4 separate regions of the Homo sapiens genome follow, and all the other regions are linked to region 1. A link is a loop called in an ENCODE intact Hi-C map of the cell type or tissue named here. Cell type or tissue: heart right ventricle. All regions are shown on one strand. Links, peaks and the distances in the headings refer to the core of each region. The heading gives the core; the rest is flanking DNA.

Region 1 (7,631 bases), core at 2,632-7,631:
AGTTTCCTAATCTGGCCTAGGGCACACAGGTAAGAAAAGAAGAAACATCCTCTAAGCAGATTGAGGGAGAGAAAAAAGAATGCATAAGTCTTGAGGGAATTGAGACAAGCTGGGGGCCTCATGCTATTGTGAGTCTCCCTGCAGCCCAAGTGGAAGCTTGGCTCCTAACAAGCACAAGCTGCCAATTGTTACCTTCTTCTGAGAGCCTTGCTAAAAAAGTAACTCTGGGAAAACTCTTATAGGTTCCTGACCATGAATCCATCTTTTTTATTCCCCCCAAAAGTTATTCAACTATTAGATCAATGGATAATAACTATGAGGTTTTGGGTGACTATTTAGATGGAGGAAAGTGTATTAAGGTTGGAAACTAAATTCTATCCTTAATACTACTGTTTTCTAATTTTTGTTTTTTTGCCTGATGTAAATGAAAGGCATATATGTTAAAGATTGGCTTTAGGAAAAAAAAAAAAATACCCTGTGCAAAGTTTATTTCAGCTTGACTTGACCTACAGTCTACAGACCTGGAGTCTATAATTACCAGCTGTGGTGAAATGAATGATAGATTTCTTTCTACCTGCATACTCAATGCAGTTATGCAAAAAAAGCCCCGCAGGGTTGGGATAAGACGTAGAAGGCTGAGAGGGCTCAAAATGGATTTCACTGAGAGTTTGGCATGGGATAACCCTATAGTCAATGTCTGTTATGGTACCCTGTATGCTCATGGCCTTCTTGGAGACAGGGCTCAGAGGTCATTCCTTAAATACAGACAGAAGTCATCTTAGTGTTCAGAACCATTCTGTGATCAGTGGCCTTAGAACATGTTCCCTCTACTGTTCCCTACCCAGAGGGGATCCTGTGGCAGACTGGTGATCCCCACTGTTTAGAAGGTGGAGAGGGAGAGTAAATCTGGGTTTCTATATAAGAAAATAGGTTATTTCGTGGCGTCTTAAAATTGTATCCTGACAAAAGCTGAATTAGGAGGATACCACCCTATCCCCACAATGGAGATCACAATGGGTAATTTGTTAAGTTCCTTAAATTTTTCACTGATAAAAATGGAAGTAAAGCTACCATTCTTTGTGTACAATGTAAATTTAATGTAAAACTGCATCAGAATTACCATACCAATGTCCAGGGACTAGGGAGTACATAGCCATTCATTCTCGAATCCTGCCATTCATTCAGCATATATTGTGTGCCCGTAGGGTGTAAAGCACTAGTCCTGGTGGAGTAAGCCCATGGAAGAACTAGGCTGTAAGGTGTCTAGACTGTCTTCCTCACTGCTTCCTGGAAGGAGGGCATCCAATTTATTTTTAAATGTTTTTATTCTAACATAAAGCAATCCATTTTTTGTTCTGTTATTTAACAGAAACTTTAGTATCAACTCTATTTCATGGTTGTTGCAGTTGAAGTGTTTCTGGTTTATTTTTTGCTCAATGTGTAAAGAAACCTGCTGTGATTATTTTACAGATGAGAAACAGGCAGAGAGGACAAGGGATTTAAAAAGTTTCACAGTTAATTAGAAGTGGGGCTCCAACTTGACATCAGGATTCCTGACATCTCATTTCTCAAATAGTTGAAAGATCACTTTTGACTTTCAAGTAACTCCTTATTTTTACATTGGTTAATACTGTTTCTTAGCTGTTTGTACCTGACATTTTCTTAACACATATCCAAAAAGGTAAAAGTTTCATTAAAGGATTCTAATGATCATTTTAGTATGAATAACAAACATTCAATCATAATTCCTTTGCTTAAACCTTTAAGTATCTGGCTGTTACATAGAAATGAATTTCCAGATGTGAGAATCAGAACTGTATGGAAACGAATCTAGAAAAGTGTTGATTATCCTCATAGAAGCATAAGAACTCAGGATTGGAAGAGATTTTATAGTTCATAAAGTTCAACCTTTAATCTCTAGTTCCATCCCAATACTTGGAAATAAGTCTAGGGTTCCACATGTCAAAATAACAATTTTTGTTACATTTAGCAAACATGTGCTAGGCATTTTTCTAAGTGTGTTGTAAGTATTATGTCTTCTTCATATCGGCCCTATGAAGTAGGTACTCTTAATATCCCCACTTCACAGATGGGGAACAGGCACGGGCTGGTAGGCGTAAACAGGAGTCAGGATCCAAAGTCAGGCAGTTTGGCTCTAGAGTCTAAGAGCCTGACTACTGTCTGTTATAGAGCGTTGCTCCATAGGATAAACTCGAAGGAAAAGGAGGGACAAGGGCAGGCAATGCAAATCCACTTGACAGAAATACCAAGGAAAAGTAGCTGAGTCTGGTGGAAAAACCAGAATCTTAGGAATTGAGCAGGAGTCTGGGGAAAAGCGTGAACAGGCACGCAGGCCTCAGAGATAGCTTCACCCATTAGCCCAGGGTTTCTGGCAGGTCTCTGCTGTTAGACTTTGGTTGTCCCCTTGCTCAGAGATACTAAACAGCTGAGCTGCTAGTAGACTATATTTTCAAGTTTTGAGAACACTGCCGCCTCTCTTGTAAGCACCATCCAGCTGGAATGTTGAGACTTGGGCCAGTTTTCAGAGGTGCCAATGGCAGAATCAAAGCCACACACCAGGAATTTTTGTTTTGTTTTCTACTTGATCTCTGTCCCTAGCAGATTATTGGTGGTGACTGTTTATGCAAAAAAAAAAAAAAAAAAAAAAAAAATTCTGAGTCCCTACCCCCCCCACCCTCTTTTCTCAGTTTCCTGCCACCAAAGAAATGAGAGCTGGGATCGAAATCAGGCTCAGTGCCACAGACAGAATGAGAAAGTGTGTTTTTAATGGTTTACATCACATCATGCCAGAGATGATATAGTCTGTGCATTTGGTCCAAGTCCTGCCCTTGGAGAACTCTTGGGTGAGGTGGTCACACAGTAGCCCTTATGCTGTGCCTAAATGCTATGAGGCCAGCCCCTTCACTTGTTTTAAGCTTTGGAGATTTCTTTTGTTTGCCTGTGGTTATTTTCCTGCCGTTAAATTGGTCATACCCCAGTTTTACACTGGGAATATTATCAATTTCCTATTACTGTTGTAACAGATTGCCATAGACTTACTGGTTTTGATCAATTCACATTTATCGCTCCGGAGGTCAGAAACCAGAAATGGGTTTCAGGGGGTAAAGGAAAGGCTTTGGAGCCTCGAGAGAACCCATTTCCTTGCCTTTTCTACCTTCTAGAGGCCGCCCCCGTCCCCCTGGCTGGTGGACCCTTCCTCAGTCTTCAAGGTCAGCAGAGCAGCATCTGCCAATCCCCAACACTCCTGCCTCCCTCTGTGATTCATCCGGAGCCCTTTGATTCCACTGGGTCCACCCCATCAGTCCTTCCATCTCAAGATCCTTAATCACATATACAAAATCTCATTTGCCATGTAAGGTAACACTCACTGGTTCTGAAAATTAGGATGTGGACATCTTATGGGGGCACATTGTACCTATCACAGAATATAGGGCCCCTTCTCCCCTAAGCATTGCCTCCTTCCACCCCCATCTGCCATCCTCCCTACCCCCACACCTTTCAGTAGGAGGTCTGCTCCTTTGTCACTTCTCAGGATTCCCAACAGCAACTCTCCCACCCCCACTCAGACACCCAGGATGTGTTGAGTTCCTCCTGCCAGCCTCAGTCTTAGTGGTGGCCTCATGGTGCTAGGACCGACCAAGAGCTTCTTTCCCTTTCTTTTCTTTGCCTCTTGCCTCCTCCTCCTCCTCCCCCAGCCACCCCACACACACTCGCCCAGCCTCCCAGTGGATTTCTAAGGGAGAAACACAAAGAGTTACTGCTTTTTAATTACAAGTGCTATTGTAGCATCTATAAGGAAGAACATTTTAAGCTTAATTGAGACCAAATGTGAAGTTAAATTAAATGAATAACTAATTAACGTAATGCTCCTACATTAGCCCCGTGTGAGTGAGTGCTGAGGCCCAGGGAGAAGGCAGGTACCAGGCCTGTGGTGAACAGGCTGCGCCCAGAGCTGCCCAAACAGGGCCAGTAACCTGGGACCTGGGAGATGGGTGCAGACAGGCAGATCTCAGTGCTGGGGTTCCCCCAACCTTCAGTATTTTTTCCAACTCCCTACCCACAGCCTAAGTCCTCATTTCTGAGGCCAGACCCTGAGCTCGCACAATGCCTTTTGCATGTGTCTAGTGCCACACTTACCTGCTGGTAGGAGCCAATGCCATTTGTTCAGTTTCAGTCTCTAAGGCCTAACATCCTAGGAGTTGGATAAGTATTCATGTTAACTTCCTCCCTCTTCCATTACCCCTCACTACCTTATCAAATGAGTCATCCAAGTCCTCAGAATTCTGCCTTCATAAGGAAGAAGGACTCTTCCCGTTGCCCCCGGAATTGCCCTTCTGCCAGCCGTGTTCCTGCATGGCTGGACTAATGAACAGCATAGCTCTCACCTGGAGTCACTGTCTCCGTGTGTTTTCCTATTTATCCCCTAACTAGACAAGTTCTTCAAGGGCAGGAGTGTGTTGAGTATGTGTCTCCCTTCATACCAATCCTATGAGGTAGATAATGTCACCATTTTCCTGATGATGAAACAGGCTTAAAGTTAGTAAGCAGTGCAGTTGGGGAAGAGAAGACCTTGAGAGAACCATTCCTCTTCCCCTGCCCTCTGAAGCAGAAAGCAAGCTGAAAGTCTGAAAAGTCAAGAGGCCTCGGCTCCTGTCTCTCTTCCAGGAAGCAGGATGGAACCACAGCCCACCCTGGGCTGTATGATGGGATTGGGTCACCATCTAGTGGCTCATATAAGCAACACAGCTTCTCCTTAAACTCCTTAATTACAAGTGCTATTGGAGCATCTCTAAGGAAGAACATTTTGAGCTTAATTGAGACCAAATGTGAAGTTAAATGAATAACTAATTTCATTTCATTCTCAATGTCAAAGAGCAGCAGAGAGCAGCTTTCCTGAATGCTGAACATAAGGCCAGAGTATAGCTCTTGCCCCTGTGGGCTGAGGACTTGGAGGTCCCTGGCTGACTCCTGCGCTCAGAGCTGAAGTGACTGCAGGCAGGAGGAGCCTTCCTTGTTTGTTGCCATTGGCGCTGTGCAGCCTGCTTCAGTGTGGAAGGGTGTGTATCTGGCTAATGCACCAGCCCACAACGTCCCAGGAAATGCAAGGCTTTTATCTTGCGTGGCGCTCTAAGCTCCCCATTTGCCCACACATCATCAATATCATGAGCATCCCCTTCAGGAGTGCCCACTGTCATGAGCTTTAACCTACCCACTTGGTGGTCCTGGTGTGTCCGGAATTGGTGGGTTCTTGGTCTCACTGACTTCAAGAATGAGGCCGCGGACCCTCGCAGTGAGTGTTACAGCTCTTAAGGTGGCACGTCTGGAGTTTGTTCCTTCTGATGTTCAGATGTGTTCGGAGTTTCTTCCTTCTAGTGGGTTCGTGGTCTCGCTGGCTCAAGAGTGAAGCTGCAGACCTTCACAGTGAGTGTTACGGCTCTTAAGGCAGCGCGTCTGGAGTTGTTCGTTCTTCCCGGTGGGCTCGTGGTCTCGCTGGGCTCAGGAGTGAAGCTGCAGATCTTCGCGGTGAGTGTTACAGCTCATAAAAGCAGCGTGGACTCAAAGAGTGAGCAGTAGCAAGATTTATTGCAAAGAACAAAGCTCCCACAGCGTGGAAGGGGACCCGAGCGAGTTGCCAATGCTGGCTCGGGCAGCCTGCTTTTATTCTCTTATCTGGCCCCACCCACATCCTGCTTATTGGTAGAGCCGAGTGGCCTGTTTTGACAGGTCGTTGATTGGTGCGTTTACAATCCCTGAGCTAGATACAAAGGTTCTCCACGTCCCCATCAGATTAGTTAGATACAGAGTTTCGACACACAGGTTCTCCAAGGCCCCACCAGAGCAGCTAGATACAGAGTGTTGATTGGTGCACTCACAAACCCTGAGCTAGACACAGGGTGTTGATTGGTGTGTTTATAAACCTTGAGCTAGATACACAGTGCCGATGGGTGTATTTACAATCCCTGAGCTAGATATAAAGGTTCTCCGAGGCCCCACCAGAGCAGCTAGATACAGAGTGTCGACTGGTGCACTCACAAACCTTGAGCTAAACACAGGGTGCTGATTGGTGTGTTTACAATCCCTGAGCAGGACATAAGGACTCTCCACGTCCCCATCAGACTCAGGAGCCCAGCTGGCTTCACCTAGTGGATCCCGCACCGGGGCTGCAGGTGGAGCTGCCTGCCAGTCCCGCGCCGTGCGCTCGCACTCCTCAGCCCTTGGGTGGTCGATGGGACTGGGCGCCCTGGAGCAGGGGGTGGTACTCGTCGGGGAGGCTCGGGCCCCACAGGAGCCCATGGAGCGGGTGGGAGGCTCAGGCACCGCGGGCTGCAGGTCCCGAGCCCTGCCCCGCGGGAAGGCAGCTAAGGCCCAGCGAGAAATCAAGCACAGCGCAGGTGGGCCGGCACTGCTGGGGGACCCAGTACACCCTCTGCAGCCGCTGGCCCGGGTGCCAAGTCCCTCACTGCCCGGGGCCGGAAGGGCCGGCCGGCTGCTCCGAGTGCAGGCCCGCCAAGCCCATGCCCACCCGGAACTCCAGCTGGCCCGCAAGCGCTGCATGCAGCCCCGGTTCCCGCTCGCGCCTCTCGCTCCACACCTCCCTGCAAGCTGAGGGAGCCTGCTCTGGCCTTGGCCAGCCCAGAAAGGGGCTCCCCACAGTGCAGCGGTGGGCTGAAGGGCTCCTCAAGTGCCGCCAAAGTGGGAGCCCAGGCAGAGGAGGCGCCGAGAGCGAGCGAGGGCTGTGAGGACTGCCAGCACGCTGTCACCCCTCACTGAGACCCCACTTCAGCACCCCATGCCAGCCTCGCTCGCTGCCAAGCCAAGCCCCGACAAAGATGAGCATGGGCACAGCAGGTCAAACAGAATCTATTGGTGCCAGTGGGCAACTTTAGGCTCAGATGGAGATGCCAAGAGCTAGCCAGAAAACAGCGAGTGATCCGGGACTTGGGGTGGAAGGAGGACATAGAAAAGTGGAAAAGGGAGCAGCAGATGGCACCAGGTGACCACATCTGCAGCAGCTGCCTGAATGAACCATTCATGCCCTCACGTCTTGCCAGTCTTGTCACCATTGGCACCTGTGCTCAGGGCGTAAGTCCTTCTTGTGTCCACTGTCTACTCCATTCCTAGAGCTGGCATATAGTAGGCACTCCTTGGCATTTCATTCTCAAAATACTTAATACACATACTGGTATTTTTAGTCATGCCAACCCCTCTTTCTACTCTCCCCACAGCACCGGCCCCCATCACCTTCCACTGAGGACATTATGGGGCCAGGATCAGAGTGAGGCAAGGGAGGCACTCAGGGCCGGCATGTGCCCAAGAGGGAGTGCCCCTTCAAATTATGTACCGAAGGCAGCTCCCCTGCCTCGCCCGAGTGCTGGCCCTGGAGGAACAGCAGTGATGGGCGGGTAATGGAGTTATCAACAGGCCTAAATGGAGAGTAGAAGAGGGCCCAGCTTGGGGAAATGCACAGAGAAGACTGTTGCATGGATAGAGGGACAAAGAGAGGCTGGGCTCCTTTGGTGGAGTGAGATGCCCACCTATAGATACAGGCAGATTACAGAGGTTAAAGCTTAACATGGGAAGGAGAGATGCCCATTTTCCAGGCGTTGGCC
Region 2 (8,022 bases), core at 1,869-6,868, 340 kb before region 1:
AAAAAGCTAGACTTTCCTCTATGTATGGCATCAAAAGGGAGTAAAAAATGATTGGATCACCCAGATTATAAATAAGGTTATTTGTTTCTCAAAAATCCTTATTAAAACATTAAATATCAGCTCTTTTGGGGGAGAAATACATTCATTTCAGGGAGACCTCGGAAGAGTGACCATCCTTTTGCTCTACCCCAACCAGGTGGGGGAGGGGAAGCCCCAGAGGGCCCAAGGGGTCCCCTCCAGTTGAGCCAGGTAGCCACTCACATCCTGCCACTGAAGGAGGTGGCCAATGCACAATTTACAAATGAAACTGCACGTCCATTAAATTAAACCCAATGGAAAACACACGTGTGACCTGTCCTGTCATTCACAGCCATGGGGTGAGAGGGAACCGGAGGAGAGGGTGCCAACCAAGGGGGTCTGGAAGGTGGGTGGGAGGGTATGTGTTAGGGTGGACAGTGGAGAGCCTCCTCCTCCTTCCAGGAGCCCCAGTTCCTCCAGGGCTGTGGATAGCAGGGTTAGAACAGCTGGGTGGGGTGTGTGGGATGGGCATCCCCGCAGGCTCTTGGGTGCCATTCTCTGGGCCCTCCCCCACATTTAGGATATTGATGGGAAGAGGGATGTAGCACCTTCTCCAACCCCTGGCTTCCCACTGGACTAGATGCTTTCCAATGTTTCTTCTGCCTTCCCTGAAGGACAGAATGAAGAAAGGAAGCTGGAGGCTGATGGAGCCAGGCTGGGAGCAAAGGGATGGCCGTGGCGACCTGCGGGCTGGAAAGATTCCCAGATAACCTGGTTTCACCTTCTCTGAAGGTCTATGGAGGGCGTGGAGCACTGAAGGTGGGAACATCTAGGGTAAAAAACCATTGTCCTGTTGTTAAAGGAGCTAAGTTCTGTGATCACCTAGGGACAGCTGTGGCCTCAAAGTCACCTCCATATGGTTCCTAGCCCAGGGTCTGCCATCTCCTTGGCTCTTGGAGTCAACCCAGAAGGGACTCCTCTTAACCTCCCACAGGTTGAGCCCACCAGCTTACAGTTGGTTTCCAGGAGAGAGTGAAGGGCACTGTGGCTCCCATCCCTTTCTCCCATGTCCATGGTTGCTGTGCGCAGAGACAGGGCCTTGGAGGGATGAGCTGGAGCCTGGTGGATTCCATCCCATTCTGATCTGCAAGATGTGATGCCTCAGGCCCTCCCACTCCTCTGGCCACTGGTTATGCTTTGGGGCTCCCTCCTGCCCTTGAATGTCTGTCAAAGGAGCTGAGAAACTTCTGGGGATGAAACTCAGTCCCCCTTTGTCTCTCCCCTTCCTTCTAAGTCTGCCCCCGGGCAAAGGCCTACTCTGCGAACAGCACCAATCTGCCTCAGTGCAGGGCTTGTAAACAACTCAAGTCCTTCCGTGGGTGGGGGCCATGGGTGCCATCTATCCTCAGGGATTTGGTGAGTCCAGATCTCACTCCTGTCTTTCCACACAGGCTGCTCGACTGGCCCCGCCAAACAGAGTCCTCGGCAGTTCCAGGGAAGTGGGGCTGGGGTCCTCATTGAAGCTCGGTGGTTGGGAAGGAACAGGTGTCTCCTTTGCCTTTCTTCAAGCTACTGATTTGGGGAAGCTAGGGCCCAACTCCCTCGGTGCTTCCTGCCCATGTCCCCTTCCCCCCCACCCTGAAGGCCTCCCGGCGACACTCCTCTCCTGCTCAGTGATCAGTGCCATCTGGGCTGCCCGACTACTCCAGGGAGTCACTGTGTTCCAAGCCCAGGTCGCTGACATTTGTCGTCTGCAGCTCGTCGACCTCCTCCTCCAGCTCCTCCTCCTCCTCCTCTTCCATCTCATCCTCATCCTCTTCTTCTGTCCCATCCAATGAGTCATCGTGTGCAGCCATCATAGCCTGCTGCATGGCCATGGTGGCACTGTCTGAGGACAGGGACTGCAGGTTGTCCAAGTTGATGGAACCTGCGAGAGAAAGCAAGGGTCAGGACGAGGCAGGGGCTGCTGGTCAGGGCCAGCACCTCTGTGTTGGACAGGGTTTAATGGACTGGCTCATAGAGCAGTGAACTCCTTGTTTTTAGAGCTGTCCAAGCCTGAGCTGGACAATGCCCTGGTATGAAGTCTCCCATCCATTCACTAGTCAGCTACTCCCTGCCCCATCTCAGGAAGCAGCACTCCCAGCCACCGTTCACTGCACATTTTCTTTATGTGTTGGCCACTTTTGACTTTCTAACAATTCTGTAAGGCAGGTATTATTATCCCCATTCTGTCTCAGACAGTTAAGTCATTAGCTCAAGATGACATTGTCAGCGATGACAGAGTTGGAATTTTCTCCCAGGCTGGTCCAGCCCCCTAAATCTGTTTTTTTTTTTCCCATCATAACCCATAAGATGGCTCATCACAAAGGAACCTGTGCACAACCATACACATACACGTGTGCATGAGGTTATGTGTGCACACACGCACACCTACGCTCCACTCCCCATACAGAGCTATCTTCATATGCCAAGCTATAAAATGCTTGGCTCATTGAATTATTCATTGTGCACTAGGCGACTGGCAATTAGAAAAGTGTATATGGAGGGTGTGATGGAGAGGCTGGGAAAACAGAGCTCTTCCTGGCCCCTGTTCACGAGCCAGCTGCCTGCCTTGATATTTATAGATGGCCTTGGCTCCTGAAGAGCTGTGCAGATACTTACTGGTGCTAAGGAACTCAGATGGGTGCGGACATGGGGGGCTCTGCTGAGCAGTCACTGACTTGCGTGACCACCAACTCCCGCTTTTCTTTATGAGAGTGCATCTGGTCTGTTAAATTATGTACAAAAACATCCCCTTCTTTAGGGCTTTGGGGAGGGATAATCACTGTGGCATGGCAGCGATGGGAGCCCAGGTAAGGAGATAGCCCTTGAATCTTTGCACGGCTTGACCTGAAGAAGCTCCAGGAGCACCCCCAGCCCTTGTCTAGGGTGCACTCAGCCCCAGTTCTTACCATCGGGGTTTGTCCCTGGGGCACCGCCCTGCTGCTGCAGCACCCCCGCAGCGATGGAGTTGGGCCAGAATCTTTGGGTGGGCCGGTGCTGAGACTTGATCTTCTTGGCTTTGGGGGCAGGATCTGGGTTGCTGGCATCAAGCATGGGCTGCAGGATGCGCCTCCGGGCATTGATGAACCTGCCCAGAGGTAAAGTGGAGACCTGGTTAGTCATCACCTGCATGGCCTTGGGGTGGGGGCAGGGAGGGTGAAGCTGCCTTCAGACTCCATTTCACAGAGCAGACCGGGGTTCCCATCCCGGATGTAAAAGCCCAGCAAGGAGGAGGGCCCTGGGTGCTGAGAAGTTCATGAAATTTCCTGGGGCTTGGTAACTGCAAAGTCATATGGGAAGAATGCATGGGGGGTCAGAAATCCCTGCTCAAGACCTTCCAGGTTGAACGGAGGAGGAGAGCATGGTAGTCATAGGCACTAACCTCTGACTTCTCTCCAGAGAGCCAAGGGCTCGGATCAGGGCCCTCAGCTCTGGGGTCTACTTCCATCCAGCCAGACCTTGCTCTCTGAGCTCCCCTGACAGCCCAGCCAGGCACAGAGACTGGGAAAGCTGAGATCCCTGTGGGGTCAGAATGGCTACTCCTCCTCCCTCTCCCCACTCCCAGCTTTGCAGCTAGTTTTAGTCTCAGTTCACATGGGGGTGGGGAAGACCAGATGACCACTGGCCTCCGGTGCACAGCTGCGGGCAATCCTGTCTGTCTCTGAAGTGCAGGTGGGCTGGGTGCTCAGGTGGGCGTGGGTTTTCTCTTCCTCAAGAAGCTTCCAGGGATGTGCCTGACACAATGTCCCAGCAGAGGGCGCTGAGAAGCTGCAGATGAAGCCACAGGTGCCAGTGTTGATTCTTGCTTTCTGCTTCTAGCCTAAATGGGGGGACTGGCATGGTAGCTGGGCTGAGATTGAGGCAGATCCTGGCATTCGAGTCTCTTTTCCCTGCTACGCATTCCCCTGCCCAGAAGGTGGCCCCTGGATCTGGGAGCCTGCATGCAGGTGATGCAAACTCACCAGTTGTTTACTTGCAGGAGGGTGAGGTTGGTCTGGGCTGCGATCTGCCTCTTCTCATCCTCCGTGGGGTAGGGGTGCTGAAACGAGAGGTGGAGACTAGTGAGGGCTGGGCATATGCTGATCTGGCCCCCCCAAGGGACTGTGCCCACGCCATGGGCACTATCCTGAGCCAGGCAGCCCGAGTGGTTTGGGAACCAAAATTGGGGAAGTGTCATGTTTGCTCCCCACAGAGAATGGACCTAGGGCTTGGAGGAAGGTTGCCCCATGCCCGAGACTCCACATCCCGGGCTGGCCAGTCCTCAGCCAAGCCCCCACAATGGGGAGCCAGGGAGGTTTCCCAAGACCAAGATGGTTCAGTACTGACAGCTTCCAAGGCACATCCTTCTCACTTGATCCTCACTGCCGCCCCCAGCAGGCAGGGCAGGCATTGTCAGTGTTAGGGTTTCCAATGGCCTCAAACGCCCATAGAAGGTGGTAGGCGGGGTGAATGGATCAATTTAAGTTAACTGCTATTTACTGAATATCTACTATGTGCCCAGATTTATGCTAGGCATGGCTAGGAGACAGAAGAGTACTACTTGTATAGTGCTTTATAACCTGTAAAATGCTTTCATGCATTTTATTCATTAAAAAATCATCATTTTATTTAATAAAGCACATCATTGAAACTCTGAAAGGCAGGCAGGTTAGGTATTGTTATTCCCACTTTGCAGATGAAGAGATGGAATGACTCCTCCAGTGTCCCCCAGATGGTAGCACCAGCTCAGGTCTTCCGATTTGGGTCCAGTCTTTCTTCCATTGCTTCATGATGCCACTTTATAGGACTGAGTGGAGGTGAGAAAGAGAGCAGGGCAGGTGTCTCTCTCAGTCCCCCACATGCTGCAGCCCGTGCACTGACTACGCATCTGTCTCCCTCTCTCAGACTGTGCTTCATGACGGCACTGGGATACTGAATGTATCCCCAGTGCCTTCCACATACAAATGACATACAAATGCCTGCTGAGTGAAGGAAAGCAAAAGCACAGCACTCAATGCTGTGGTTTGGGTGATGAGCCCTGTAGAGGCTAAGAAGGAGAGAAATGCAGTGGTGGGGAAGACTGAACAGGTCACATTAAAGAATGAGAAGGCTCTGGGTGGCAGTGGGAAGAGAGTCGTGACCCCATTGGGAGGGAGGCCACAGGATGGCTGAGTCTATGCATCCCTAGGACTTGTTCAGGCCACAGCCCTGTGCCTGGCACCCAGCATGCAATTAAGGTGTGGCGAACGTCTGAATAAGTCAGAGTTTTGTCCTGGAAGCTAGGGGAGGTTTGGGGGCTCTTATGGCAGAAGATCAAGCCATCCAGCATCCTCAGGCTAAAATCATTCCTTTTGATTGGAGTGGTATTAGAAAGTGGTGCTTGAGCTGTCTAAGGTCCCCGAGATGGGAGGTCTCAAAATCTGGCTCTATTATGACTAGCTATGAAATCTCAGGCACGTCACCTAACTACACATCAGCAAGTCATCTGACAAATAAATGAAATTATACTTGTAAAATGCTCAATAAAAGGTACGAATACTCTTATTATCAGGGGGTGTTACAAGGTGCTTAGAACTTTCTGAGGGAAAAGGCTGCGGTCAGCAGCCTTGGTGGTACTCGCATTATCGGTGGAAAAGGAGGAGCAGCCTCTCCCCTACCTCAGCATCCCCCAGATGAAGCCATCAGGACCATGTGTTGCTTTAATTCAAACCTCTGACCCTGACCACCATGCCAAGGCAGCTGGGACTTGTGATTCATACGGTATTAAGATTCTAACAAGAAAGTAGGCACATCAGCATTACAGGAGCCAATTTTCATTCTAATTGGGAAGGAGCGGAGGCAGGATGGGAGGAGAGGGTGCAGATGGCCCCAGGGGGCAGAGAGGCAAGGACTCTGGGAGCTCTGACACCTTCTGGGGTCAAGCCCTAGTGCCTGGCTCCAACCTCCCTATTTGTGGGAAAGAGCCAAGCAGCCTCCCTGTCCATAGCCAGCTGGTCTGTAGACAAAAAGCAGCAAAAATATGGTGATTTTTTGGCCTTCCCAGGTGCAAGGGCCTTTCATGCCTCCATGCCTTCGCACGTGCTGGCCCTCCTCTGGAGCGCGCTTCCTCCTGCCTGTCCTCGCGTGCCTTTCTGAGCTTCTGTGAGGGCCTGCCACAGATCACAGCCTCTGCAAGGCCCTTCCCGACTCCCTGAGGCAAAGCTGGTCACCGTGGCCTCTGAATGATTGCTTTTCGCCCACTAGATGGCAAGACATGTGTCCCCCACTAGGCCATGAGCTTCTCTCAGGCAGGGACCCCATCTCATTAGACATTGTTTATTTCCAGTGTGCAGACCAGGCACAGTGTGCAGACAGGCAAAGAGGCCAACGTTGAAGGATTGTGTAGTGAACTGAGGAATGAACTAGCACAATAAGGAGACGCAGACTTGTTTCTTGAGCAGAGCTAGTGGCCGTGCTGACCAGGCACAGTGTGCAGACAGGCAAAGAGGCCAACGTTGAAGGATTGTGTAGTGAACTGAGGAATGAACTAGCACAATAAGGAGACGCAGACTTGTTTCTTGAGCAGAGCTAGTGGCCGTGCTGGCTGTGCTGGTTCACCAGCCCACAACTGTTGGGCATCTGCCGCATCCTGGGTGCTGGCAAGTGAAAGATATCTGAAGTTAAGAACTCACAGACTAGATGGGAAGAAAAAAAGGAGGAAAAAGCCTCTCTATTAATGGGAAGTCTGTGCTAAGTACCCCTCTGGTGACAAAAGAAGGAAGTCCTTAGGGAAGGGGATTTCAGTTGGACTTTGAAGAATGGCAAAGCCAATCTAGTAGAGGAGAGGATGATGTTCCAGGCAGGAGCCTTGCACTGGGACTTATATTTAAGCCAGTAGGATGAAAAGTTCTTCCACTATTAACGGCCTCCAGAGAAGGAAATCCTCCAGCCTTCCTTGGAAGAATAATGTTTGCTGTCTCTAAGGAGCCTTCTGTTGTCGGGCCCCCATTCTGAGTGAATGTCACAAATACACAGATTAACATGCTCCAGTCCAGTGGGGAGCTATGAGAAGCAATGCCACCCAAAACTGGCTGGTTGCTCTCTTATGAATGAGGATAGAAAGCCCCTAACCACCGCCTGGTGCAAGTCCTCACCACCTATCCCTCCTGGACGTCCAGTATCTCAGGACGCACGCTGTGGGGCTGTGGGGTAAGTAGCAGCGTTTAGCAGCTCTGGGGACAGGTGTGTCAGCCAGAACATTCCTGGCACCACATCTGAGTGGTCATGGGAGCAGTCCAGCTCGTACACGCCTCAGACCACATGATTCCTGAGGACAGAGTCAAAATAGTCCTGGCCTCTGGACAGACCATGATTGGGTCAGCGCTACTTTTAGCACAACTGGCCAGGCTTGGGGCCAAGGAGGGGAAGAAGAATCAAATGAGATCACGCAAACCATCAAGGCACAGTGGCTGCTCTCTGATCATTATTGGATCACGGCAAACCATCAAGGCACAGTGGCTGCTCTCTGATCGTTATTGGATCACGGCAAACCATCAAGGCACAGTGGCTGCTCTCTGATCGTTATTGGAGGGAACTCCCTGGATTTGGAAGAGAAGGGCCCAGACAGTAGCTCTCTGGAAGTAGATAATCCTTCCTTGAAAAAGAAGTAGATACAGTTCATGAAAAGCAAGGAAAAGAAAAAGAAAAAGAAAAAGAGGTACAGAACAGACTAGAAGATGACAGAGCCTTCTCAGGGACAGCTGGAGCCTCACACGACTGGGCAGTGCTGCCAGGGAGTAAAGGACCTTCAGAGATGGGATCAAGTCCTGACCCACCCCTTAACATTGTGTGACCTTGACACACGCAAGTGACCTTTGTTTGTTTTATGTCTTCCATCCTTAGATGGAAGTAGCAAAACAGTGACTAACTCTTGGACATGGGGATGATTTAATGAGATAGTGCAGGGTAAGCCTGTGTGCTCCATTGACTCACTCTGTGCGATGC
Region 3 (8,022 bases), core at 1,888-6,887, 260 kb before region 1:
AAAAGCACAGACACTCCTAAGAGGACATCCCCTCTTCTGAGCCCTCCACCTGACATGGCAGAGTAGGTGCCAGCCAGCCCCAGGAGGGCCCCCTTAGGCTGCCAAAACCTTGTGTTCTGGCCCCCTGGGGCTGCCCAGGCCTAGCCCTCAAGGGGCCACTGAGGCTTCAGGCGGGCCCGGCAGGGCTGGTACTCCCTCCAGTTTGGGGCAAGCCAGGTATGGGATCAGTTTCCTGGCAACCAGGAGAGAAGCCAAGGACCCGGGAAGAGGTCAGGGCTTGAGGTCACTTGGTAAACATCAAGTCTGGCCTTAATAGGTAGGAGGCAACAGGGGACATGAACATTGTTGGGGGGCACAGAGTCCAGGGCGCTCCAGACCTGGGCCTGCTCAGGCGAGTTGGAGTATGGGGATATGTCCAGTTTAAAGACATGGGTGGCTCAAGCAGGCAGAGAGAGCGGTCAAGGTGCACAAAGAGAAGAAAGGCCCAGCAGAAAACAAAAAAGAAAGAGAAGAGTCTGTTTTGATGAGTCAAAGCAAGGGAAGGTGGGTCCCCATATGGTCCCTGGGGTGTTGCCCCTGGGGCAGAGGGACCCTTCGCTAACAGTCACAGAAAAAGCTTAGGGGAACTTTCAAAGCTACTGAAAGCTGCTCACGGATCCGCAGCCTTGTCACCTGCACAGCCCTCCTCCCCTTACCCTATCGCCTCACACCTACCCTTGGTTGCCTGAGCGCACCTGATGGTGTCCACCTTCCTGCCTTTCCGATGGTGTCCACCTTCCTGCCTTTCCGATGGTGTCTACCTTCCTGCCTTTGCTCCCACAGCTGCCTCAGCAGGGACTGTCCTCATCTCCCCTGCAACCTGCCTCCCACCCAGCTGCAGCTTCAACTCTTCCAAGAAGCCTTTCCTGCTTCTCCTCCCTCCCCAGGCCGCAGAAGACTGGACTCCTGCCTCATCTGAACGGACCCCAACACCGGCAACACCAGGCCCTTTGCCTGTCTCATGAGCGGGCTGGTCTCCCAGCTCCCATGCCTGCCCGCAGTGTACTCCCACATGTTAAATGACTGAAGGATGACCAGAAGGAGGCAATGACTGAGTGATGTGTTAAAGGCCTCAGGGATCCCAAATCCTGGGAGAGGCCAAAGAAGGCCCCTCAAAATATTCCCCAACCCAGTTAGCCCAGGGAGAGGAAGGGCCGGCATCAGAGCCGGACAGCCCAGTGTAGCTCAAAGAGGCTCTTGGAACAGCAGGCCTCGGTCACCTCTATTCTGATCCCAGGCCAAGTGGACAGAACAGACCATAGAAGAGTTGCTCAGTGGTGTACAATGGGGGTTTCAGTTAGTTAATTAATTTTAAAAGGGTTTGTAAGTGGTGGTTTACACAATGTGACTCATGGAACATTCACTGCCCCTAACTGCATTTCCTGGGCTGTCACTGACAGGAGGCCAAGAAGAGGAAAGCTGTGGACTCCACTTCCCAGCTTTGTGCATTTTCCCGGGAACTGATGGCCTCCTGCCCATCCCATCGCTTCCCTCTGGAAGATCCTTCCCTTTTGTAATAGTCCAAAACCAGTGATTTCCAATAGGTCCTTCAGAGGGCACACCAGAATCCCTGTGTGTGCACATCTATGTGTGTGCGTGTGTGTAAGGGGGTGTTCATAGCTGGTAAAACCTATTTGACATGCCTATTATGTTCCTAATAAAAAGTAATTAAGGTTAAATCCCATCTGGGCTGCTGGAGATGTGCAGGTGATCGAGTGAAGAATGAAGTTGGGGTGAGGGTGAAAAGGGGCTGAGGAACACCACTGTACTTTTTGTTCCCACACTCTCAACAGCCTCGTGAGACAGGGAGGGCAGAGTTATTCTCATTTTATGAATGCAGAAACTAAGGCCCCACATGGACTCTAAGCTCCAAGAGGACAGGAACTCTGTTGATTTTGCACCCCAGTACACAGCACAATGTCCGCATGGCCCACAGGACACACTCAATGTTTATCGAATGGATAAGTGGATGAAAGAAATAGCTCTGAAATTACTTGCCTAAATTTGTATAATTCATCAGCAGTGGAGCTGATAATTATACAAATTCTTATTACAAGTCCTGATTGCTGAATTTCTACGAGATTGAGTCATTCCATCCTCCTCTTCAGACCACAGACTTCAAGAACAGCAAGCATCCTGGGGCCCTAACTCACCCACCTGCCTCCTGCCAGGCCGCACAGACACCAAAGCTTTCTGAAGACCAACTAAGACCAACGGCGTGCGAAAGGCAGGCAGAGCATGTAAGGTCCTCCCCAGACCCGCTGCTGACTTGGATCACCTGTCCCCTGATTTATTTTAGGCTTTGTATCCCAGGGCCATTAATTATTTTTGTAGCTGTTTAGGGCATTCATTCGTTCTGCTTGGGGACAAGGGAGTAGACAATAAAATCTCTGTTTTTGGTAAATATCAGAATATAGTAAGTTCATCAAATAAAATACCTAGACCAGGCCAGTAGAGTGTTTCTTCCCAAGTTTAAAGCCATGCTGACAGCCCACCATCTCCTACATGGGCATAAAGGCCCCACGGTTGGACCTGGAGGTTGTTTTTGCCTTTTACACAATGAAGAGTCCAGGTCTTGAGTAAGTTGGAGTTCAGGGATATGTTCAGCTTAAAGACATGGGTGGCCCAAGCAGGCAGAGAGAGAGGTCACTGTGCACAAAGAGAAGAAAGGCCCAGCAGAAAAGAAAAAAGAAAGAGAAGAGTCTGTTTTGGTGAGTCGAAGCAAGGGAAGGTGGGCCCTCATATGGTCCCTGGGGTGTTGCCCCCAGGGGCAGAGGGAGCCATCAATCACCATCACAGAAAAGGCTTAGGGGAACTTTCAAAGCTGCTGAATTAACTCTATTGCTGCAAAGCAAATGTGTTTCACAGGCAGCTGAGCAGAGGGCCCTGCAAGGCAGGGGGCTCCAGCCCTTAAAGAGATGAGAGGAATGTAAAGCGAGTGTGAAAACATCTGAACCCACTTCTGCCTGTCACAGCTGTGTGGCCTGGATGGAGGCCATTCACAGCCAGGGGCCCCAGCCACCCCCTTTTGCCTCCAGTTAATTAAACCAGCATGGGGATCCTAATGACTGATCAAAGCCCATCCAGCTTCCCCAGGATATCTGCCTCCCCTGGCCCCACCTGGAGTGGGGATGGTGCTAGGACAGGGAGGGAAAGAAGGTGCCCAGAGAGACAGGTCTGGCTTCCTCAGTGTGGCTGGCCCAGCCTTAGCCTTCCTCTTGCAGGGTAAGTGAGACAATGTTGTCTTGACCCCAGATCTCTGAGTGCCATGTCCTGGAGTCCCAGACACCATTCTCCCCACTCTGAGGGATGCTGGAGGATCGGGGTGAGGGGAATGGGAGGGACACAGCTTTTGCAAAGGGGCCCCAAGCAAACACTTGACTTCCTTCCGAAGTGAGCCTCACAAACCGGACCTCAACTACGAGTTCTAACTGCCTGTCTTTTCTCTCTCTGTTCAAAAATGAGGCTGCATCCTTGGTGAACTTCCCAAACCCTTTCAATGCCACTCATCATCAAGTCATGCTACGTAAGCCCCTAGCTACCTACCCATCAGTTTGTTCCTAAACTATCCATTGAGTTTAGTTCCACATTGACAGGGGCTGTGCCTAGTAGGTCAGACTAGGATCTACCAGGATTTCTGCTTTCTAGTCCAATGCTCATGCAGCTGACATGCCAGGGACACGCAGACTGAAGCATACTAAACATTGAATACATACTCAAATAGACCAGATACAATATTTGTCTTGCTAATAAGCCAAGGGCAAAGATATTTGTGGAACAGTAGGTATGTGTCTGTGTTTGAGGAAAAGTTGTGGGGGGGGGGGTGCTGATAGTGAGAGTGTGTTTTGTGTGGGAAGGTGAGGGGAGTGAAGTGGTTGCCTTTGCTAGTGAACCCGGATGGCTCCCCGGAGTGGCTGATGGAGCTATAGAAGTGAGAACTTCGCTTGGCGGGTGATGTTGCATATGGGTGTTACAGGAAGGTCTCGAGTGACATTTCTGAGAGTACATGAATGAGAGGTATTTGCCTAGAAGGAGTGACGGGGTGGTTGTGTGTTCCCAAGAAAATTCTGGGAGGGAGGCTGGAGTGACACTTGCTGGGATTCTAAGCAAGGCAGGAGAGGACAGAAATAGTAGCAAATGGAAGGGTCAGTGGGGATTCTTGGGGCAGTGGGAGGAGGGGGCTGTGAAAGTCCAGCTGACAGCCAGGCCCACTATGGCAGAGATACAGAACAGAAGTGGGGTGATGTTGGAATCAACACAACGCACTGAACTGAGGCTCACACACCTAGTTCACATCCAGGTCTCTCTAGAGACAGTGTGGTCATTAGGCAATCATTGTAGAATTCCACTACCCCAGTGACTTACCCCTACCTCTTCAGGGCATAAAGTGAGGGGTCTGCATCAAGGACCCAGTTACAGCATGCTGAAATTGGGGTCCTGTAGTTAAGACAGTAGAGGGCGCTGCTACTCTGGCAGAATTTAGCAGGAAGCCACCAGAAAGAGGAAGTAGGTCACAGGGAGGGTTCCACTAGGTTGTTGCTTTTGCACTTTCTTTCTTTCTTTTTTTTTTTTTTTTCTTTTTTTTTTGAGATAGAGTCTCACTCTGTCACTCAGGCTGGAGTGCAGTGGCGCAATCTTGGCTCACTGCAAACTCCGCCTCCCGGGTTCAAGCCATTCCCTTGCCTCAGCCTCCCAAGTAGCTGGGACTACAGGCATGTGCCACCATGTCTGGCTACTTTTTGTACTTTTAGTAGAGACAGAGTTTCACCGTGTTGGCCAAGCTGGTCTTGAACTCCTGACCTCAGGCAATCTGCTCACCTCAGCCTCCCAAAGTGCTGGTATTACAGGCATGAGCCACCATGCCCAGCCCGCTTTTGCACTTTCTAAACATACAGTCATCCTTCAGTGCACAATCAACAGAGAGTGTGGCGGCCTTACAAACAATCACAAAGTTTCTCCGGGATGGACTGCAACAGAACTAAGGGGCTAGAAGCCGCTTAGCCATCGTATCACTTGGCTTGTGCCCAAATAGCACGAGGCCATAACAGTGAATGCTTCTCTACTAAAATGGGAAGAAAAAAAAGCCTCCCTCATTTTTAATAACTTTATTCCCCAAACTTCAAAAATGAAATTGCCAAGTTAAGAACTCGCCTTGAAAAAAAATTCTAATTTATTATAAAGAAGGTCCGGGGCTTGGGAATTTTTTAATGCAGATTCCTAATTTTCCAAAGTGAGATTCTCCTGTGCATTTGAATAGATTATGCTCGGTATTGCTAGCCCTTAGCACAACGGGAACATTATTAAAACGATCGCATGGGTCTCAGAGGAAGGGCTCTGCGTCTCGCTTCCTTTTTCATTTGGGGGACTTCATATCAGAGACTGCCCATTTGTTGCCTGTGGAAGAAACTGGGTTTCTGAAGAGGTGATGGAGAGGTGTGCTCAGCTGCCCAGGTTGTGAGGAAACAAGTCATACGTGGTCCACAAGTAATGAGATTAGACCTAAAGGAATGAGGAGGGAGTGGGCTTTGTTTCCTGAGAGCTCTGTTTTGGACAGGATTCCCTGGTGTGCCTGGCCCATGTTCCCATCAGGTCCTGCTTCCCTGAACATGTGGAGTCTCAGAGAGCGGCTGGTTCTTGGGGATATGAGCATTCTGAAGGGAAATGCAGCAGTCTCCCCCTAGGAAGCTGGGGTCCATATCTCGAAAAGATAAAGGGAAGAAGTCAGGGGTCCAATGCAAGTTTGCAGAAAGTGCCAGCAGCCAGGCATGCACGGAAGAGCTGTTCCTACAAGGGAGCCCCTCCTAGAAGCCCGAAAGAGTGGGCAGAAGGCCCTCAAATACTAGCATTCTTTGGAGAGAACAGCCTTTCCCCCTAGAGTCAGAAGCCTTTGTTCTGGGGGCATCCCCCAGCTCCCCCATCCCTCCCACTCCACCCCTGCCCTAGCTCCTTTCCCTTAGCCCCACATCCTGCTCGGTTTCCTTGGGAACCAGCTCAGCTTGGGGAAGGCCAATGGCAATTTGGGCATAGCCTAGTGCCTTCATCAAGGCCGTAAAGACCCTGACATCTTGACCTGGTCAGTTCACCATGGACACTGATGCTTCTCATCAGACATTTCACTCATGGATTGCCAGGGTTACAAATAGATGGCAGCTTCCCCAGGGCAAATTATTCCTTTGCTCTAAATATGAAGATTTTAAATGGTGACATTCTGGCGGATCCTCAGAGAGGAGAGCCTTCGGGCAGTGCCTGTGTCTGGCTTCTGTCTGAGACCTTAGATATGGAAGTGGAGACTCCCTTCTTCCTCACAAAGGCTAGAGCAGCTCAGTGGTGACTTCTGGGGGGCTGAGCACCTTAGGGCTGCAGCCCACCTCCATCCATCCCTTGATAGCTGGGATTTATTAATCCAGCTGTATGCTGATCACTAAATTAGGCTTCTGGATCAGCATTCAACACAGGCCCTTGCTGCAGCTCTCCGGCTAATCCCCGCCAAACCAAAACTTCTCCCAGCTCCCCAGGCAGTCAAAACAGGGAGGGGTGGGTGAGAGGGAAGGGGCCACCATCAGTCATGCCAACACAGTGTTCTCTGACCTCTCAGCCCTGCCCTGGTCTGTCCTTGAGTCTTGGGTATGGAGGTGTGGGCCTTGGCAGCTACCACCTGCTAAATACAGGAAGGGTCTCCATCTCTGTTCCCCATTCTTCTGGAGAGAGAATCCAGTCACAAAACAAGTGGAGCCCACGTTCCCACCACTTAATCGATATGTGGGCATCGATGTGTGCTGGCTGAGTGGAATGGGAATGGGTCTGCTGCTATCAAAGAAGGATGATCTTGCCCCTATTCTGGCCCCTAGCTTCTTCTCTCACTTCTTTCTTGGGAGGCAAAAGGTTCCCATCAGTTGAGGGCTCCTTCTGAACTTTGTCTCGGGAGCTGAAACTACAGAGGGAAGGGACTTGACATAGTGTTGGATGCCTGGAAGCTTTCAAATACAAGAGCCATGTAAAGGCCAAGTTCAACCCTGTGGCTTATTAATGGAAGCTACTGGCATGAGCAGAGGGCTCGCTGAGGATGGGGTTAGGCTGGGAGAGCTGGGGAAGTAATATGATTTGATATGTGGGAGCGGGGCCGTAGACATGTGCTCAGAGATTGGTGAAGGACCAGGGCTTTTGGACCTTCAAGGGCAGAGCAAAGGTGTTCCATATGCTGGGTACGCTAGAAAGAAGCCCCACAGCATCTGGTAATCTCCCAGAGGATGACAATGATGTATAAAGCAGCTACTACATGCTCCCACTAGGCTGGAGGCATCAGGGCCATAGTGAGCACAAGCCTGGCATCTGCATCTTAAGACCCCTTTCATGCTGCACAAATCTTCCGTGTGGCCCATGAGAACCACTGTGTTTGAAAATGCCAATGAGTGAGGGATGGCAGAGGAGGGCAGAGAGTGGCTGCTGGAGGAGTGCAGATGGTAGCCTGCCCACAGCACCCAGCGGGCACCTGCTGCACATGGGCGAATTTGTGGATGGACATTCTAGCTGGGTGCATTTCACATCACAGGTGCCCAATAAATAATTATTGAATTCATATTGACAGGAGAGTGTGAAGGGAAGGGTCAGAGAATGAAGGCTTCTGTGAAAGCACAGACACAAAACTCGAAGTTTCCAAAGAACCAAGGGTGGACAAGAGGAGCACCTGGGGGAAGCAAAAAGGAAAAGCGGCTGGTCTAAAGGATGTAGGAGGGCAGCCCCCACAAGCTGGGCAGGCTTCCAGGAGGAGAAGGGCAGGCAGCATGAAGACAGCCAGAAGGCACTGCTGAGGAGGGGCATGTTGCAGGAGAGGCAATCGGGGTGGGGAGCGCAGAAGATCTTGGGGGGCGGCTGTGTCTGATCTGAGGGATGGAAGCTGGGGACCAGAAGGAAAGGGTTGCGGGGTGTGCAGAAAGAATCTTGGCTTTTTAAAAGTAGAAGCCCAGAAGAGTTCTGAAGAGAACA
Region 4 (8,022 bases), core at 1,975-6,974, 260 kb before region 1:
GACTTGTGTATGGGAGGGCGGGGGTTGGGGGACTTGTTAGTGAAGCTGGGATGGAAGCAGCACCTCCAGATTCCCAGCTCTGGGCCTGCTCCACTGTTGCCCCCATCATTTCCCCATCACCAATAAGCAGGCGAGCTGCCCCCATGAAGCCTCAAGATTTCCTCTTGAAGTAGGATGTGGTGCCATAAGTGGAGACAGCCCGGCTGTGCCACCCAAGGAAACAGAATGTCCAGAGAGCTGTTGTGCTGCAGTAGATGCTCTGAAATATTTAGATCTAGAAGCCACAGGCTAGTTGCCTGATACAGGGCTGTCCACTGTAGGGTAGGAGGTTGCTAAGAGCCTCTGTGGAGTGCAGGACGTGTTCTTCTCCTGGGTGGAGGGCACTGTTGGTGTAGAAACCTTTGTGAGCACAGCACTCACACCCTCCGTCCCCTCTCCCTGAGGCACCTAGGGCTTCATCCTCTTCCAGCCTGGCCCTTCCCAGGGTCTTCCAAAATGTTCACAGACCTGAATTCTGTGGGAATTTGAGAGTGCTTTGGAGCTGCTGTCATCTAAAGGGGCTGGCCTCCAGGGCTGTGTGTGTGTGTGTGTGTGTGTGTGTGTGTGTGTGTGTGATTCTTTTGGTTCTTTTTCAGGAAGTGGAAGTAAGATCTACTCTGACCTGACCTGAGTCTCCAAGATACCAAGTACGCTTTGACCTTCTGCAAAAAGCACTGGAAAGGCCTGTTTCACTCAATAGATGTCTACCAACCACCAACTCTGTGCAGAGAACAGTGTGGGGAGTGTGGTGGGACAGATGAATGAGGCATGGCTAGGAGAGGGAGGTCATGGTCCTAAAGGAAGGAAGAAAATGAGGTGGAGGTGGGTGGAGAATGCACAGGGAGGGATGGCTCCCCCGGTGCTAAAAATGCCGACTTCAGGCCGGTTCCGTCGGCCTCACCGCCTGTCACTCGCCCCCGCCTGGCCTCCTTCAGAAGACGGACTACCAGGATATCTTCACAACAGCATGCAGGGCCTCGCCCATCTCACACACCGCTGGTCCCTAAGATCCAATTTCCTTTTGCAAAGGGACGCAGGAGGGGGCTTTGGGGGAGCCTCTCTCTTCAGGCAGGGGAACCAAGGCCTCTGTTCACAGCTGGATCTTTGTCTGGGTGGTGGTCAGCATCCCAGAGAGCCAAGAGCAGAGTGAGGATTGCAGAGGGAAAAAGGTGGGGGTGGGGTAAGATATAGACTTTTTGAGACATCAGAAGGAACTTCCAGAATTAAGACTTTTGAGATATTAAAGTGGGTGGAATTTCTCTTTTTTGGACCCTGACAAAATAAAGGAAATAGGAATGTTTCAGGGGCCTATTAAACATAGCCTTCCCTGGAACTCTGGCAGAGAAGGCAACTTTGGATAGGGCCCAAGGGCCAGGATGGTGGAATCTCTTCCCGGGAGCATCGATCACAGATGCTCGTCCGCCAGGAAAAAAGTGAAGGGCCATAGCACTGTAGTGCCTGCAGCCTCCAGAAGAGGGAGCCTGGGGGCAGAGTCAGGGTGGGAGCCGCCTCAGGAAGGAGGGCTTTCTCCCCCTCTTAGGGGCAACTAGTTCTCTTTAACCTCGGGCTTGGGTCTTTTGGTAACCTCATTCCATGGATTAGAAGGTCATAATGAAGGCAAAACAAAGGAAGCTCAACGAGGAGGGCATAGGCTACAGAGAGGCGCCTTTCATTCACATTCTTTTGTTCACTGTCCAGTGAATGGAAGGCAGGGTCATTTTAGAGGCGCTGTCCCCAGAAATATTTGTAGCAGCAGGAGGGCTGCCCTGTGTGGGGTTAAGGAGGGGAGGTTAAGAGTAGCCTGTGCCCAGAGACAACCGCCCATGAGGCTGAGAGGAGACTGTTCAGTCCTGAGCCCACCAGGCTGCGGAGCAGGGCCAGACCCGCGTCGAAAGAAGACACAGGAACAATATTCTGAGGACCCAGATGGCCCTGGCCCCTCCCCCTCCTTGGGGTCACCACAGGCCACTAGGCCACTGCCCCATTACCCTCTGGGGGCTTCTCCTGCAAGAGAACAGGAGGCCTTTTCATTAGAGGCTTAAGTTTCCTTCTCTGCTTGCTCAGGCACAGAAGCCTCCGGCAACTTGACACTCCGGGAGCTCAGCTGCTGGAGACCCTGCACCCGTGTCCGGAAGCTGGCTCTTTTCCTCACACCTCTCCACCCACACGTGCACTTCCCCGGTTCCTGAGGGGCCACGTGCAACCATCCTGGAGAGGAATTTGGGGATCTGACTCGCCTTATCTGTGACTTGGCTGGGACTTTGCAGTGGGGTGTGGGGGAACTCTTTGAGCCACAGCGGGGGTCCTGGCCCTTTGGGGGAAGCCTGCCCTTTTTGCATTTTCTTTGGGAGAGGGAGGGGAGCAGCAGGCCTGAGCCCCTGCAAACCTAGCCCCGGGCTTCAGAGCTTTTGTCACGGATTCTGAGAGGCTGCTTGGCCCTGTCCAGAGGCCCCAGTGCTCTGTCACCAGACACCTGGGCATTCAAGGGGGCACAGTCAAGACTGCAAGTGGAGGACAGATGAGGAGCATCTCCCATGGAGAGATTTCCCATCGCGAACAGGCTCACAGGGAAAGGTTGCTTTTTGATTTGTTTTGTTTTGTTTTGTTCAGTGCTGAAAACCTTTATGATATGACATCTAGGAGGGAAAAATTCTATTGCAACACTTGACCCCACAATGACATCCAAGAAGAAATCATTTGTGTCTCTGATATCATCAGAAGAAACTAAAATGTCATTTTAGAGAGCCCAGGAGCCACCGAGGCAGGATCAGTGGATGCAAAGTCATAAAAGCACACCCCTTTAGGAAATGGGATGGGCAGTCCTGGGCACCCACCTCCCTCAGCCTCCTCAACCCATGCTCCCCACAGCCCTGCACCACCAGGTCGGCAGTCTGGAGCCCCAAATCCAGTGTGCTGACAAACAGGCTCAGAAAAAAAATACCAAGCTCATTAGGAAGGAGCTCATTAGGACTTGTTGACATGAAACCCATTAGACCAATTAACATTCCATTAATGGCCTGGGGCACAAAGGGGTTAATGCTGCCAGGCAGTAATTGGGCCAGTGTGCCGGGGTTGGGGGCTCAGGGCCTTAAGGATGAGACACAAAGTCTAATTGGGAACTCTCTGGCCAGCTGGCCTGACAGCATTTGTTCCTGGCCCCTGACCCTAGCTGAGACAAATTGATGGGGGATAGGGAAAGTAGGGCCAGCTCGCTTGGCCCCTCACTGTCCCACCCACCTGCCCCAAACTGGAGACGGGGCCCATGGCTGGCACAAGGACAAGGGTGAGGGGACACTCCCACCCTCCTGGACTCTGACAGTCCTGTTTTCTTCCTTCACGCCATTCCGCCCACTCCCTCTGGTCAAGTGTCTTTCTCAGCCCCGGGGAAGTGAGTCCCTTCTCTCCAGGAATTGCTTTGCAGTGATGTTACCCTCTTAGAAGAACTCTTTGGAGAAGCTAGAAGCCTTCAGGCCCAGAGCCCCGTTCATCTGAAGAGTGCTGGAGTTCAGAGAGAGGGATAGAGGGGACGGTGGCCCTGGGTCTGCCTGTCTTCTGGCCCCTGACCTCCTCCCCTCCTTCCTCCCTTCCTTCCCCCCTTCCATCCTCCTTTCCTTCCTCCCTTCCTGTCCCTTCTTCCCTCCCTCCTTCCTCCCTTCCTTCCTTCCTTCCATAGCAGCTAAGAGGCAGTCATGAGGGCCGCTAGGAATGCTTCTTGTCTGTCCTCCGACACATACAAGCAGCATGTTCATGATTTTCCTTCCCTTGAGACAGGTAGGGGCTGTGGAAGTCACATCCTCTGTCTGGGTCTCAATTTCCCCATCTGTAAACTTTGGGATTGGATGAGGGAATTCACAGGGCCACCCCTCAGTTCTCAGTTCCCATGATCTAAGCCTGGCCTTGGGGTAAAAAAAATTCTGGATTCCACATCCAGTAGAATCTACCACTTATTCTGTAATCTGTACAAGTCACTTTCCCTCTCGGACTGCAGAATGAAGGGATTTCCCCAGAACATTCGGGAAGCCTTTGCCCAGGATTTGCACTGCACACATGCTTGTTGAATGGAACGGAAAGGGTTGGATTGTAGCTTCTTTCTAAAGGCCAGCCAGCACCGGACTTCTCTTCCTCCCATCTAGTTGGAGAGTGGGAAGGAGGCCCCTGAGGTCAGCGAGCCAGGAGCTGTCAATCCCTTCAGCCCAGACGCCCCCAGGTTACCCCTCCACCCCCACCCCCAAGCCGTCCCCTCTGAGCAGCTGCCCAGGCCTGGGTTCTGACGTCTAGACAGATTTGCAGGAGGCTGAAATAACACAGTGAACTCAGCAGGAGGGACCGAAAAGCTGCATTAGTAACCTGGCTGGCTTCAACATCTCCCTCTGGGGCAGCCTCCTCAACCCTGGCGCAATCCGTCTCTTTTTCCCTCAGCCCCAACGCCGCGTCCAAAATGATCTTCTCTGGCCCAGCTCCCTTCCCAGAAGTGGCCTGTAGGTGGCGTCGCAGGGCCCGCTTTAATTGCATTATATAATATAACCTGTTTACTAAATCATGTAATCAGTCGCCTTAGGATTTGCAGCTTGGGATGTGTATGGAGAATTGGACTTTGAGTCAAATTTAAAAACAAATAAAAATGAGAGGCAGCTGTTGCTGATAGTGTGATATTCATCTTTTGGAAACAAATTCACCCCAGTGCTATAAATTATGCCTGGAAAAAAAAAGTGTTGCTGGTAGAACGGAGTTGGCTAGGTCTGCTCTGCTGGCAACTCATAGCGATGAATCTTGAAATAACGGTGTCAACCTGTCACTGATTTCATGTGACTCTGTGGATTTATCTAAAGAAGCAAAGGCGTGTGGGTGCACGCGAGCACACACACATAGAAACACACACATGCACCAGGTCTCTCTGCAAAACCCAGTAAGGGCTAGAAGTGACAAGCTGGAGGCGGGGTGTCTGCCAGAGCTTGGTGGTCCCTGAGGCTTGGTGGATGGGGTTGGCACCGAGAACTGAGCAGTGACAAGGGTGAGGTCAATTTGTGGTGGCAGAGGAGGACAGAATGGAGAGAGAGGATGCACCATGGGCTGGGAGGCTTGACCATGTGAGCAGGGGTTTGTCACCTCCAAATCAGTTGTTGTGTTGAAATGTTTCAAAAAGAGGGAGAAGTGGATGCTCCTGGAGGGGAGGACTAAGGAATTTGGGAAGAGGGGCAAGCTCCCCAGAGCCCGCCCCACCTTACAGCACAGCAAACACCCTCGCCTGCCTCTTCACCCCAGGGACTGTGGGTGCTGAAAGGAAGCTGGGGACCCTGAGGATTCAGGCAGCAGGAATGTGGGGCTGAGTGGGTGCTGCTCTCTGCCTGTCTTTCTGATCCTAGGCTGATGGGGGGAAATGGAGATCCTCCAGTCTGCTGAGGTCAGGCTTGGAGTGGGGCCTGGGAGCCAGGGAGGGAGTTTGTACATATCTATGTTACTGAAGGAGGGACAGGTGCAGAGGAACTGAGTGGGATTTGCACTCAGGTCTCACATCCTTGTTCACTCTGTGTCCTGAAGGCCAGCTAAGAGGTCAAAAATAAGCCGCGACTCCACAATGACCCAGGTCCCAGGGCACACCGCACCCAGCACAGAGCCCAAGTCCTTGCAGAATGTCACAGCCAGAACACCTGCTTCCCTACTGCCCCTCCGGGTCCTCCTTGGAATACTCAGTGGGGAGGCAAAGATGACAACCAAGACAAGCAGACGCTTTGGCCACCCATAGCTCTCCATACTAATTGTCATTTGCTGCCCTTCTGGGAAGCCAACTTGGGAGGTGGTGCCAGGTCATGCCCTAATATCACGATGCTGGTGTCCAGGGAACAGAGTGGGGACAGAGCAGAAGCCAGCATGAGCTTTGGCTAGGACTGCCTGCTTCTGACTCCCTAAGAGATGTGCAGATCTCTCTCCCTCAATCCTCCTTCAGCCCTTAAATGCCACATGGAGTGAATGCTTTGGAAATGGTAAGAGCCTTCTGTGAGACCAGAAAACCCAGAGACCCTTCCCATCCAACCCCCAATTTCCATCCCAAGGAGCGTGGCCTCCCCCTAATGGCCTGTGGCCCTACTTCCGAGGGCCTAAACCTCCTCTCCCGTCTCCACTCCCAAGACCATTTTACTGTTTGTTCTTTATTTGGAGTAACAATATGTCCTCACTGTGGTCGGGCCAACAGATCACTTATGCACTCACTGACCCCAGCCTAGAGATGAGCAGAAGCTTACATTAGAGACCCACCCTGGAGGAGAGGGTGCCGGGTCCCTCTGTGTCCATGGTTCACTATGGGGAGGATTAGTGGGCACACAAGCAGCATGATAAAGCAGTGTCTGGGGACAGGCCCCAGCACTGGGTCCATCACCCTCCTCAGCCGCTCCCTCCTCCATGGACAGGACTTGCCTTCCTTGAACTCCAGCCCGACCAGGTTTCCCAGAGAGGAGCCCCACCGTCCTGCCCTTTGCTGACAGCCATGCCGCTCTGACTCACACAGAAGCCAGAGTTCCAGGCCTGCAGTCTCTCCTCCTTGAGTCCCCAGTTCAGCTATTTTTTTTAACTGGGCTTCACAACACGGAGCAGGAGAGTCAGACGAGCAACACCCGCCCTGCTCCCGCGCCCTCTTCGTGGTCTTGCTCCCGCCTCTCCACACCGGGAACAAGAGTGCTGGAGCCCCACCGCCCTCCCTGCCTCGCTGTCACACCTTTTCTGGCTTCAAAAAGCTGCTGATATATTTTACAAACTGAAACAGCAATTTAATTCCCCCTGATAGCGGCAATTGTCCATTAGATCTTCCTACCGAGGAGCTTAACAATAATTCCTTTCATCCAACTGCTTGCTTCTTCTTGATCTGAGAATCAATCCCATAAATAGCAGGCAAGAGTTCTCACATTACTCTCCCCTCCAGCTTTTAGCATTTTGATGAAGATTCTCATCTCCTCTTTAAGCACTTTACAACTTGGCAATTTTTCCCCCTTTGGTTCCTTTAAACAAAATAAAACAAAAAACAGAAAAAAAAAAGCATGCTGGCTGGAAGGGGGAGCACAGCCCTTGCATTCTGCTCACGGAAGTGGTGTGCGCTTTTTCCTACCTGGAGGCAGGGGGATGGCTGCAGTGACCTGCGGTGGGTCCTGTCTGCTGGAAAGTGGGTGCTGCTCTGCCCCAGAGGCCATGACTATTGTGTCCCCAAAACTCACACTCACCACACCTGGGTCCCGCTTTTGCCAGTGATGTTCAACTTAGGGTACCTCTCCCATTCCAGGAGCCCCTCCCCCTATTGTTCACCCCCAGGAATGGAGGCAGGAGGGAGGCCACAGCTGCTGCCCTGGGGTGCTCTGAGCCAACTCCCTCCCCCAGCCTGTGGCCCCCTTGGAACCTTCTAACCTAGAGAGCGGATTCTGCCCTTTTGTTTTCCTCTCCAGCCCCTCCATCTCTAGCCAAACAACAAGAGTGGGAGAGGTGGGGAGGCCCAGGGAAAGAAGAGAGCTTGAGGCCTTTTATTCAATTATTTTCCTTTTTTTTTTCAACATGCAAGCAGCTCCAGGGATCGGGACAGTGGAGAGCCCTCCAGCTCCTCCACGGTGGTGGCTAGGGTGGAGTGTCAGGGCACCTGGGAGCCCCGGCCCGCCCCTCCCCCAGAGACACTATCATGTGCTCTCTCGTCTGCACACACTCACAGAGAAACAGATCTGAAAATGAACCTGGGACTGAAGTCCCCCTCGACAAACCTGATTCCCAGGTTTATTATTATTTGTCAAGAGCTGACAGCAGCCGCTCAGGCACTGAGCTGAGAAAACAACACAGGCCGGGCCCCTGAGACCCACAACTCAACAGAGACAGACAAACAGCTCCAGCGCTGGGATCCCAGGTGGAAAAGCGCAGAGCCACCTCCGGCAGCCCTCTCGGGCTCCCACCCTTTCATAAGTCTCTCTTCTCTGAGGCAGTCAGGAGGGCCCTGACGCTCACTGGGAGCTGGGG

The links. Peaks named below come from ENCODE experiments on the same cell type or tissue, not always from the same donor. Only the 100,000 strongest peaks of a DNase experiment are listed, where the experiment ranks them.
Region 2: a loop joins it to region 1, with 4 times the contacts of the local background. A loop is called at or near these places in 24 of 110 quality-filtered maps.
Region 3: it touches region 1 in a loop (4-fold over the local background); 54 of 110 quality-filtered maps call a loop at or near these places.
Region 4: it touches region 1 in a loop (6-fold over the local background); 54 of 110 quality-filtered maps call a loop at or near these places.

What each region holds. Positions count from the first base shown.
Region 1 is chr11:125,088,471-125,096,101 of GRCh38, reverse strand. It overlaps SLC37A2 (solute carrier family 37 member 2), which reads right to left. Exons shown (of 18, transcript NM_001145290.2): 18 at 5,586-7,631. TMEM218 (transmembrane protein 218) reads left to right here. Exons shown (of 5, transcript NM_001258244.2): 5 at 1-1,713. Among named protein-coding and RNA genes, the nearest start is that of TMEM218, 19 kb to the left of the region's middle. In heart right ventricle, for the core only: a CTCF peak has its summit at 4,744 (motif pointing left); a DNase peak (open chromatin) is centred at 4,701; H3K27ac peaks cover 407 bases.
Region 2 is chr11:125,425,089-125,433,110 of GRCh38, reverse strand. PKNOX2 (PBX/knotted 1 homeobox 2) reads right to left here. Exons shown (of 13, transcript NM_001382323.2): 11 at 4,023-4,099; 12 at 2,970-3,148; 13 at 1-1,945. The coding sequence ends at 1,719. Among named protein-coding and RNA genes, the nearest start is that of FEZ1, 67 kb to the left of the region's middle. RefSeq lists enhancers at 3,618-3,907, 3,499-4,402, 6,107-6,608. In heart right ventricle, for the core only: CTCF peaks have their summits at 3,611 and 3,810 (motif pointing right); a DNase peak (open chromatin) is centred at 3,810; H3K27ac peaks cover 222 bases.
Region 3 is chr11:125,351,871-125,359,892 of GRCh38, reverse strand. All of the region lies in intron 4 of PKNOX2 (PBX/knotted 1 homeobox 2), which reads right to left. Among named protein-coding and RNA genes, the nearest start is that of PKNOX2-AS1, 89 kb to the right of the region's middle. RefSeq lists an enhancer at 7,945-8,022. In heart right ventricle, for the core only: a CTCF peak has its summit at 4,490 (motif pointing right); no DNase peak of the experiment used is centred there.
Region 4 is chr11:125,342,430-125,350,451 of GRCh38, reverse strand. The region is part of intron 3 of PKNOX2 (PBX/knotted 1 homeobox 2); the gene reads right to left. Among named protein-coding and RNA genes, the nearest start is that of PKNOX2-AS1, 80 kb to the right of the region's middle. RefSeq lists an enhancer at 485-1,027. In heart right ventricle, for the core only: CTCF peaks have their summits at 4,318 and 4,517 (motif pointing right); a DNase peak (open chromatin) is centred at 4,491; H3K27ac peaks cover 4,026 bases.